Regions from separate parts of the Homo sapiens genome. Here region 1 is linked to region 2. The links are chromatin contacts, found by Hi-C in ENCODE. All regions are on one chromosome and are shown on one strand. The core of a region is the stretch at or near the end of the contact, and the rest is flanking DNA. Distances in the headings are between cores, read along the strand shown.

What was found. Hi-C counts contacts between places; a loop is a spot of excess contacts on that map.
Region 1: a map of Caco-2 shows a loop between it and region 2 (4-fold over the local background). The contact joins two enhancer-like sites. A Hi-C loop is called at or near these places in 3 of 168 maps with a recorded cell type or tissue (Caco-2, IMR-90 and MCF 10A).

The regions. Positions count from the first base shown.
Region 1 is chr13:100,515,871-100,521,492 of GRCh38, forward strand. All of the region lies in intron 22 of PCCA (propionyl-CoA carboxylase subunit alpha), which reads left to right. Among named protein-coding and RNA genes, the nearest start is that of PCCA-AS1, 38 kb to the left of the region's middle. RefSeq lists enhancers at 1,192-1,916, 1,365-1,659, 3,367-4,032 and a silencer at 1,365-1,659. Within about 2 kb of position 1,362, at least 7 of the 41 ENCODE cell types and tissues checked have a DNase peak (open chromatin) inside an H3K27ac peak, as active enhancers do.
Region 2 is chr13:100,155,693-100,161,475 of GRCh38, forward strand. It overlaps PCCA (propionyl-CoA carboxylase subunit alpha), which reads left to right. Exons shown (of 24, transcript NM_000282.4): 6 at 1,595-1,648. Among named protein-coding and RNA genes, the nearest start is that of PCCA, 69 kb to the left of the region's middle. RefSeq lists enhancers at 3,571-4,072, 4,073-4,572. Within about 2 kb of position 1,264, at least 2 of the 41 ENCODE cell types and tissues checked have a DNase peak (open chromatin) inside an H3K27ac peak, as active enhancers do.

The sequences.
Region 1 (5,622 bases), core at 112-2,611, 360 kb after region 2:
TCTCTAGTATGCTGTGCTCAAAGCATCCATTGAAGTCATGCCAGGGAATAATACTCCGATGAGGAACTTTTTGCATGATTCCTGGAACAAATGTCTAATTGGGAAGAAGAGTTGAGGAAAGGTTAATTCTGCAATCTGTACAGTACCAGAGCACTTCCATTACTTGGTAAATAAAATGTAGCATCACAGTTTGAAGTTTTTCATCTTGATCTTGTGACATTAAAGCACAAATCAAAGCTATATTATTTCCTCGAGATAACTTACATGGATGAATTGATAGGATGCACACATTTTCTTAGAACATGGATAGAAATCTCTACTGATGAGCAGCAAAAGTGAAAAGAAAACAATTTAGGAGGCAACCAGATTTCCAGGTACACTTAAATACTTGCATTTTTATTCATGTGCAGGAAAATAGCATCCGGACATGACTGTCTCTCATGGATGAGGTGGTGATTCCGTTTTGTATCTCAGGTCACTGGGACTTACATTTTAGTGCCTCCTGATTTCTCAATAGTACAGATAAAATATCTGCTTAACATTGAGGAAAAAATCAGGTAGTTGGCATTGGCTTCTAGAAAAGTATTTGCAATAAATGTGAATATTAAGAAAACATGATCAGTTTTAGTTGTTTGAATGACCAGCCCTGAAACTAATATGCGAAGTTAGAAAACCGACTTAACAGCTGCTTTACCTGGTGATACAGAAATAGAACTGTCCACTTTTTCAGAAAGGCATAAAAGAGGCTACGTGGCTGTGAATTGTTGTTTGCTGTGAAAGCATTGATACTCCTGGAAGAAAGCCCTCTTTAAGACTGTCTAATGCCCACGTGTTAAGGATTTGGGAGAGGCCATAAGAAAAATTACGTGTGTGTGTGTGTGTGTGTGTGTAATGTGTGTAAAATTCAGGGGAGGACATCTTCCTTCTCCAGAGTTAGGGTCGTAAGAGGATAGTCTCGTGGCCTTGACATTAAGAATCGTTCACTTGCACGTGACATTATCAGAGCTGTCAGTGGAATCTTCTAGTGACTAGATATGTAGGTTCGTAAACAATATAAGGGTTTTGTTTTGTTTTTTTCATTTTTCTTAAGTTTTTTTTCTGGAAGGCATCTATCTAGTCTGTATACTGCCAGCCTGAGCTTTCCACTCCTAATTGTGTGGCTTTAATTATAAAATCGTGTGTGTGTGTGTGTGTGTGTGTGTGTGTGTGTGTGTGTGTGTTTCAAGTAAGTGTTTTCCTTAAATCCTTTTCTAACACCTGAATCCAAACCGGAGTGGAGGGAGGGCGGGCAGGGATGAGGGAGACCACTCCTGCCTCAAGCCTGGAGGGCAAGAGGGTGAGACTGCAGCCCTGGCCCCTCACACGGCCCTCAAGGAGGTTGCTCAGAGGCAGTAAACGGGGCGCTCCCAAGGCCAGATCAGCGCAGCCTTCTGGTTTCTTTAACAGCTGCTGGCTCCTGATCTGACTTTCCCACATACCGAAAGGGTTTGGCCTTTGTACGTTCCATTTCCTGGTTAATAATTGAATGTAGAAAAGCAAGGCATTTCGTAAATGGGAACAATGTGATATCAGTCCTTGGTTCATTGATGTAGCTCAGATATTAAAAACACCCACCAATAATTAAATGTGTGTACTCATTAAGAATGGTTTGAGAACTGTTAAAAATATGTTACGGCAGAGCAACGGGGCCTATATTTTATGCATTCCTTTAAATTCAGAGTACCTGGGGGGCACGCGTAGTGAACAGGCTCAGGACCTCGGGATCTGTCAGCTCCCTCCTAAGTTCTGTTTGCGGGGGCTGCTCAGGTGGGGCGTATACTTGCTTTTATTTGTCTTTTTTGGTACTTGCAGAACTTCCTTTCATATTCTGTGCCATTGTGTTTTGATGAAACAGCCTTTTCTCTTGAATTACTGCTTGTGAAAAATGTCCCAAACCACTAATACCGAAACCCAATGCAGCCTGAGAAGTTTCATCGTCGGCTCTTAGCGCAACTTCTATAGTTAAATTCTGCTTAGTGTAATTAAAACACAAGAAGCTTCCTTGGACCAGAGGCACGTCACTTACTTGAGGCCATTGTGAGGAAACACTACCTGTCACGTTGAAATTTTGCGGTTTTAAGTGATTTTAACACCGCGGGGCGTGTTGTGTTTTCCTCCGCACTAACAATAGCCGGGCGAGGTTCCCCTTTTATGGGTGGGAAGATAATGGAGTCAGTCTCCTTGGTGTATTTTCAAGGAAAATAAGGACCCTAAAACAACTAAGGGCCTTACAAGTATTCTGTTTTTCTTTGAAATGTTACTTTTTATCGTTTAAATTCCAGTAATCTATCATGTTTCTGTTTAGCTTAGCTGAAGTAAAACTTGACCAATCGTAGAATGGTGGGCCTGGCAATAAGTTCTAAAAAAAGTGTCACATAAATCGTAATGAACAAATCTGTTTTGTGAAGTAAACAATTTGAACACAGTTTAAAAACCTCAGGAAGAAGAGATGTGGGGTGGCCGTTGAGAAGTAGTGAATCCGCTCGGGGCGCTTGGTGTGGCAGGGCCTTGTGCACTGATTCATTTGAAACACTCAGCCTGCCCTAAACACAGAAGCTGTGTTTTATTTGAAGGGCTTCTGTAGGGTTCACACAGCAAAAGTTCCTAATAACTTTTTCAGTGTCTGTTATATACTATTTAACATTAAATGTGGCAGGTCACATTTTAAATGATTGTGTAATAGTTTTTCCGAACACGTGGAGAGAGGATGTTAATACACAGTAAAATGCAGGTAAGCAAACAAATCAATAAGAAAGTACAGTGGATTATTAAGGTCCAGAATCAGTAATATAATTTAGGAAACAACTGATAGAATAAATTTTAGTGCCTTTTTATATGCCTTCTGAAAATGTTTCTGCAGTAACTCATTTCAGTTTGAAAACTCGTTTTCTTAGACTCGTAACACTATTGTAAACTGGGAGCACTTCTGTAATCAAAGTTAGCATGACTCAGCTGTTTCAAACTTCTACCTTTATGATACTCTTGAACAGAAATGTTAGAAATATATATATTTTCAGAATAACGGTAGAATACATTTTTCCACATGTCAAATTAGACTTATAGCTGCTGAATTTATTGCATAATTTTCACTTTGACTTTGAAGTCAAATAAAGTCATGATGAGCACATTCGCTTTGTTAGCCTTTTGATATCAGAAACAAAACCACCCCATAAGATAGTCACCCAAGGAGGCATTTTAATATTGCATTTAGTTAAGATTCTTTCAAGTAATGTTCGTATTCTGCAGTCATCACAGATTTGCATCAGAAATACTCATTTAATACACCAAACAAATGAGAAACAAACCATAAGCTGCTATATACTCATCTGCATTTCTTTCTTTCTTAACAATTAGTGAAACCAGGTGAAAGAATAGATTGAAATTAAGTACCTGTTGCTGCTTTTTCTTGCGAATTAGCCCATTCGATATTAGACTTCGGGATATTTTGGTGGGGCTAAGATGAAAAGATCCACCTCGTGATGGAATTGACCTTCAGCAGGGGACAGTGAGGTGTCTGCGGTTGTTCCTCTTGTGAACAACGCCTTAAAGGCGAGAAACAGCCTACTGTACAGTGTGCCAGGGAAAGCATCACATCGGTGGGCGTCGGTGGCAACACCACTTACACTTCACCCTGATTTTGTTTCCTCCTTGCACGTGCTCCTTTGACAGGGCAGGCTCCCAAGCAGGTGTGCAGTCAGGGCCACAAGACACAGGCACCCCATCCCATCTCAGAGTCTGACGTCCCCTCCTCCCCTTTGTCTCTAAGCCTCATGTAACTGAGCTTATAGCCGACCATACAGAACTGGCAAACTTGGTGAGATACCTTTATTTTTTATTTCTTAAACAAGATTTTAAAATTTCATAAGCTCTCACGTATCCTAACGAGAAGGCAGGGCTGGGCCCTCCCGACGGGTGTTTGCCTGGCATCGCGCTTGTGTGCCTCATGCAGCCCAGGCTCGCTCACTGCATCTTTCCCTGGCAGAGGGGCTAGCCTGGCTGCTTCATAGACTTTCCAGTTTCTGGATACCTTGATTTACAATCACAAAATAATTGCAGTAATTAAATTTATATGTTTTATAGCAATAGTTATTCAAGCAGTTTATTTGACAAGATGCCAGTTTTCACCCAAACCTCAGATTGTATCTCACAGCATGTACACAGAGATCCATGCATTTGTTAACATTTTAAGACTTTAAAATTATGAAATACTACAAACATGCAGAAAGTTACAGAGAAGAATCCAACAAGCACTCCTGTGCCCTTTGTTCACCATTTCCATATGTGTTTCAAATTTTATTTAACAATGAGACATTACATATAACATGAACTTCCCCTGTGGCAAGCTCCTCCATCTCATTCCTGTCCTGTCTTCTTCAGAGGTAACGACTACCCCTGGATTTGGCCTTTTAATCTTTTCCAGATAACATTTATTTTTAAATGTTAAGAGTTGGTTTTTGGCCGGGCGCGGTGGCTCACGCCTGTAATCCCAGCACTTTGGGAGGCCGAGGCGGGCGGATCACGAGGTCAGGAGATCGAGACCACGGTGAAACCCCGTCTCTACTAAAAATACAAAAAATTAGCCGGGCGCAGTGGCGGGCGCCTGTAGTCCCAGCTACTCGGGAGGCTGAGGCAGGAGAATGGCGTGAACCCGGAAGGCGGAGCTTGCAGTGAGCGGAGATCGCGCCACAGCACTCCAGCCTGGGCGACAGAGCGAGACTCCGTCTCAAAAAAAAAAAAAAAAAAAAAAAGAGTTGGTTTTTGTTGGAGGTAACAAATATCTATTAGTAGATAAGAGGAGGCAGAAAAAGATGAGGAGGTAAAAAAATATCTATTAGTACTGGGAATTTTTACAGTTGAATATACTCAATGATAATTATAAAATAAAAAATATTTATGTGGATCAGTATATTAAATATTATAGGAGAGTCTTCTCCAAGCTTGGCGTTTGATTTTTCAGGAGTGATCTGCTTGGGAGTAGAAGGTGTTTTCTTTGTTTTCAACATTTTTATAAGTGACCATTCTCAGCCTTACCAAGATGTAAACTATCTTTTTCTCTTTTAATAAAAATAAAAGTTTACAAAAAATCATCCTTTCACGGAGCGCTTTCAGGCAGCATGCTTTACGAAGGTAGAGGGTCCAGGCTAATTTCCAAAGGTATTGTGAATGACATCAGTTTCCACTAGTTCTCTTTGTAACTGCAGGCTTTGGCTCTGATTTTGAGCTAACTTAGAGGGCAGCAGGGAGTCATATTTTTCTTCATTTTAAGGAATTTTAAAAGAAACTGGACTTGTTTTATATCGGCCACAAGTCTGTACTCTTACCCTTAGCCCCTTGGGTGCTGCCCAGTTCTGGGGAGCCCCACTTGAGAGACAAGGGGAGCACCAGGCAGACGGCACGTGTGCCTGAAGTCCCGAGCCGGCAGCGGGGCTGGACGGGTGGCCCCTGGGTTCCCGCGCCCTCCAGAGTGAGGCCGCTCGTGCATGGGCCATTAAAGGAGTCTTCAGCCGGAGAAAGGGCTGGGCGGCGTCTCCTGCCCGCCTGGTCTGTCTTTGTAATTTGATGATGGTTCCATCCTTGCTCAAA
Region 2 (5,783 bases), core at 14-2,513:
TTTAATTATCAGAACTAATTATATATAGTGTTAAAAACTATGCAAAGTTATCTCTAAAACTGGATGGAAACATCCAACACCAGCAATTAAGCCTGGAGCGCTTCAATTAGCGCTCACATTTCTTTTGAAAGAAATGTTTTAGTAAGATGAATGTTTAAATAAAAAGCCTAATTCGTGAACCCATATTATAGATGTTTACAGTTTATTAGCACAGTTAGTGAAGGTAAAACACTTTAACCTTTTAACTATAGCTTGCCAAAATAAATATGTAGTTGAGTGTTGATAAAATGAAGTTGGTGGAATGAAAACTCTTCTTCTCTGATACAGTAGTTTAAATTCTTCTGTACCATGCTCATAAAGCTTAGTTCAGCTTTTTTTTTGTTTTGTTTTTTGAGATGGAGTTTCGCTCTTGTTGCCCAGGCCAGAGTGCGATGGCGTGATCTTGGCTCACTGCAACCTCTGTCCCGCCAGGTTCAAGCGATTCTCTTGCCTCAGCCTCCCAAGTAGCTGGGATTACAGGTGCCTGCCACCATGCCCAGCTAATTTTGTATTTTTAGTAGAGAAGGGGTTTCACCATGTTGGTCAGGCTGGTCTTGAACTCCTGACCTCAGGTGATCTGCCTGCCTCAGCCTTCTAAACTGCTGGGATTACAGGCAGGAGCCACTGTGCCCAGCCCGAGTTCAGCATTTAAAAGTCGCTGATACGTAGCTATTTCTGGATTATGATACTGGTTCCTTTAGAAATTTGACTCTCTTTTTAGCAGAATTATTTTACTAGAAGTATGTTCAACACTGGCTGATACTGAAGTGGCGAAATTTATGTTTGGCCAGTCTGGGAGAGCCAAAAATTACTTGATTGGATCAGGCTGGTAGATTGTAGCAATGTGGCTTGTGGGTGAGGATAGTATAAAGTAGTTGTGGATGGCAAAGTTTGGGGTGAGGAAGGAAAGAAGAGTAGACATTAGAAGAAAAAAAATTCAGAGCACAAAATAAAAGTAAAACCACACCTCCATTTTAGTTCAGTTTGATAGAAACGGCTTGTTGGTAGTTGCCGAGTATTATTAATGCCATCAGGAATAAAATGTGTTAGCTGTCCTAGTAGTCTGGGTTTTGGAAATTACCAGTTCGTGAGTACTGTAAAGAAAGGAGAATTTAGAGTTTTTCATCCATCTTTGCCAAGGTTCCTTTTACATAATTCTTTGATGCACCAGCCATTGTGAAATTCTCCAGAATTGTGGGCAAAGTTAGCCTCAGGAAAAGGAGAGAGAGTTTTGTTGAATAGTGTAGACAAATGCCAGTGGGCAGGAAGCTATGTGGGCATATACTCCCCATTGTGGTTAGGACAAAGGTAGTGTGTGGAAAATGAATCAGTTAGGACAAAGGGAGTGTGGAGAAAGTAAATATAAGAGGCAGTTTCTTGGAATTTGATTCTGATCCTAGAAATGTGAGTTAGAACTGATCAGTGTATAAGAGAAGTGTACTTATTCAAGGGCTCTTGAACAGTAAATATTAATACATAAATGCACTGTACATTTTGCTTATAAAGCTTTTGCAATATGATAAAATTGAAAGTGCTTTTTGCTTTCATTTCTAAGGTACATCCAGGTTATGGATTCCTTTCAGAAAACAAAGAATTTGCCAGATGTTTGGTAAGTTGGTAATGAACCAGAAACTGTTCATTTCTTTTTCAGAAAGCAGTGTGGTAGCATGGCTTTGTAAATGTGGGTAGTGATGGATTATAGAATTTTAATTAACCCAGCAGTTCTTTGAAAATTGTGACAAGTGAAGTGGTTTTAGTCTGAAACTCAACTGTTTATTTGAAGAGTAATTATAAAAACAGAAAAGTTTACAAAATCACCATTACACTGAATGAATGATACCTGGTTTATTATATACTGCATGATATTTGAATTAAAGTTAAAAACTTCAGATTTTTAACTGTAAATATGTTAGGGAGTTTAGTGAGTTATTGTAGTGATTTAATTATTTTGTGGCATTTAATATCAAATCTTACCAATGCCTCTATTTTGGGTGAAGTTGTTTTTAATGATCTAAATGTCCCCTTCCAGCTAGGTGAATTAACGTATGTTTGTTATTAAATTGATTTTTCCAGGTATATTTATAACTTCATTCAAGATGGTACTGAAACCTTATTTTTTAGGTACTAGAATATGATTTTGATTAATGTTTGTACATATGTTTGTTATTAGATCAATTATGCCAGGTACTATCTTAATTTATTCTAATATGTTATACTTGTTTCTGTGGCATACAGTCATGTGTTGCTTAACAGCGTGAATACATTCTGAGAAATGCATCATTAGGCGAGTTCATCCTTGTGTGAACATCACAGAGTCTACTTACAGAAATCTACATGGTAGAGTCTCCCACACACTTAGGCTAAGTGTGTTATAGCCTATTGCTCCTAGGCTACAAACCTATACGTGTTGCTGTACTGGATCCTGTAGGCTGTTGTAATACAGTGGTAGATATTTGTGTATCTAAACATGTAAACAGGGAAGATACAGTTAAAAATACAGTATTAGAATCTATGGAACCACTGTCATACGTGTGGTGCCTCATTGAAATATTCTGTGGAGCATAACTGTACTCGTATTCTGTTCTTCCACGGATTGGAAATTATTTGTGAATGTTGTTATTTTCTAGATGGAATTTCCACTTAAAATCTATAACTTTAACTTGAAACAATTATTAAGATCACAGAATTGTCTATTTGAACCACCTTGCTTTGTGGGTCCAAAACTAAGGCCTAAAGAGATATCCTGAGGGGGCAAATTACATGGACACATCCAGAGGTTCCAGTTTCCCAGGTTTTATGCAGCATATCTACATTTTTTTGTTTATATCCCTTTTTATTTTTTATCTTCCTTGGAATTTTGACCAAGATTCTGTTATTATAAAAACTATTTGAATATAATACTTAAATTTAGATGTGTATGTGTGTATATATATAATGTAATGTATTACATTTAAGTCCGTATAGATGAGAGGTCGGCACACTACAGTCCACAGGACAAATGCAGCCTGCTGCCTGTTTTTGTCAATAAAATTTTATTGAAACACAGCCATGCTCTTTCATTTATGCATTGTCTATGCTGCTTTTGTCCTGTGACAGCAGAGTTGAGTAGTTGTGACAGAGACCATTTGGCCTATCAAGCCTAAAATACTTTTTCTATGGTCCTTTATACAAAAAGTTTGGGAACTCCTGCTATAAATGAATATCCAAATCCAAATTATATGAGTAGGATAAGTGATGTGGTGCCAGTATTATACATTTATTCCTATACAGTTAATACATTTATTTATTTTATATATTATATATAATATTATATACAGTTTATGCATTTTTTCAGTTATTAAAAAAATGCTGCCTTTTTTTTTTTTTTTTTTTTTTTTTTTGAGACATAGCCTTGCTCTGTCACCCAGGCTGGAATGTAGTGGCATGATCTCGGCTCACTGCAACCTCTGTCTCCTGGGTTCAAGCTATTCTGCCTCAGCCTCCTGAGTAGCTGGGATTACAGGCACACACCACCACGCCTGGCTAATTTTTGTATTTTTAGTAGAGACGGGGTTTCACCATTTTAGTCAGGCTGGTCTTGAACTCCTGATGTCGTGATCCGCCCACCTCAGCTTCCCAAAGTGCTGGGATTACAGGCGTGAGCCACTGTGTCTGGCCAAAAAATGCTTCTTTAAAGTCTGTTTAAGGCCTTTGAGAAGGATATATTAATAAAAATGAATCCAATCTGGTTCCCGCGCAGAATGCTGCAGTCCATGGGTGCTATGAGTCCTGGGTGCTCATAGTCATGTTACGGAAAATAAGTTGATACACAAATAACTTCACTTCAGGGAAGAAAATACTGTGAGATAAGATCAATATCTTTGTAAATGAAAGTAAGAAGGATGATTTCCATCTGGGGTTCTACATTAGAGAAAAACCTGTAGAATATACAACCTCCTCCTTTCTTTCACACGAGTTTTCTTTCCAAACCTATTTCCCCATTTCCCTTTTATCAGTGCTGTGCCTCCACCCAGCCTGACTGTGCGCTGCTCCCATGCGTGGCTGGCTCTGCCCTCAGTGCTTTCCTCACTCTCTCTGGGTGGGTGTGCCTGGCCTCCCACCCACCGTGTCTAACTGCTGCCTGCCCTTGAAGGCACAGTTCATATGCAGCCTCTGCGGGGAAAGGGTTCTAGATCCTTCTGTTGAGAAGTAATTTCTTTCCTTGGACTTTTTGTTTCAGTTTGATTGGAATGTTTTTGTTTTTGGAAAAATGATTTGTGCTTTATCTGATACATTGTTTTTACTTAATATCCAGGACTAAAATGATTTTTTGATTTTTTTTGCATAACTGCTGTGTATTTGCTTTAGAAAGTGTACAATAGGCCAAATTCCCCCAATGTAAAAACACACCAAACTTTACAAGACTGATAATTTTTTATGCTGAGTTTACGCGAAGTGGGATTGGATTTTATACAGTCCCTGCTGTCCATGACTTGAAAAAGATCATGTGGGCCGGGCGCGGTGGCTCATGCCTGTAATCCCTGCACTTTGGGAGGCTGAGGTGGGCAGATCACTTGAGGTCAGGAATTCGAGACCAGCTTGGACAACATGGCGAAACCCCATCTCTACTAAAAACATAAAAATTGGCCAGGTATGGTGGCACGAGCCTTTGATCCCAGCTACGTGGGTGGCTGAGGCAGGAGAATCGTTTGAGCCCGGGAGGTGGAGGTTGCAGTGAGCTGAGATCACGCTACTGCACTCCAGCCTAGGCAACAGAGCGAGACTCTGTCTAAAAAAGAAAAAAAAAAAAAGATCATGTCTTTTTGTTATTGCTTAGATAGTTCATAGAAAAAACAAAGCTACACATAATCCTCATAAAAATAGCAATTTTCAATAATTTTAATGTGCTGAGCTAACAGATTTTATTTCCAAGCTGTTTTCTATTCTGTATTTTCCCTGCAGGCTTCTTTTATTATGAGCATTAAAGGACCATCCATGGGAGACTATGAGGATTGTTAGGATGAGGCAAAGACATCTTAACAGAGTTTACAAAGAGCTTTGAAACGTGAAACTACCTTCTCTGGAAAAATGGGATGTTGGCTTGAAGATATTTCTTAGTATTCTGTGTTTTCTTTCTGGTTTTTCTATGTTGTTTTAATCATATTATCATACCTTGTCATTTCAGGTAACATAGCATAAGTTATAGTAATTAGTTTCAAGAGAAACATATGTTAGAATTTGTGTTTTGTGTTTGGATCCTATCTGTGTACTTGAAAGATACACGTATATGTAGATGGATAGTGAGTTCCATCAGGATGCTCAGCGTTGAAAGCATAGGAGGGAACTGTGCTGAGCGTGTGAGGTTTGGCGATTGTGCTCTTTTATCTTCTTTCTTTCTTGAGTTTTTAGCAAGATAAGACATGTAACTACTGTAAAATGAGAGGTAATTTTTAAAATAGCCACTGGGTTAACCAAAAACCTTTTAAATAGCTGTGGCATCCAGTGTGGGCAAGGGTCACATAGTTTTGTTCCTGGAAGTGTAAATTGTTTCAGACCTCCCCCGGCCCCCAGAAATTTGCTAGTATTTATCAAAATTTAAAACATCTATATGTTCTTTAATTTAACAGTTCCACCCTTAAGAATCTCACTTACAAAGATATACTTGAGAAAATGTTCATGGTAAGGTGTTTCATAATAGCAAAATTTAGAAAGTGTTCAAAAGTAAAATGTGGAGAATGGTGGCTTCCCTGCAGGGTCATTGGTCC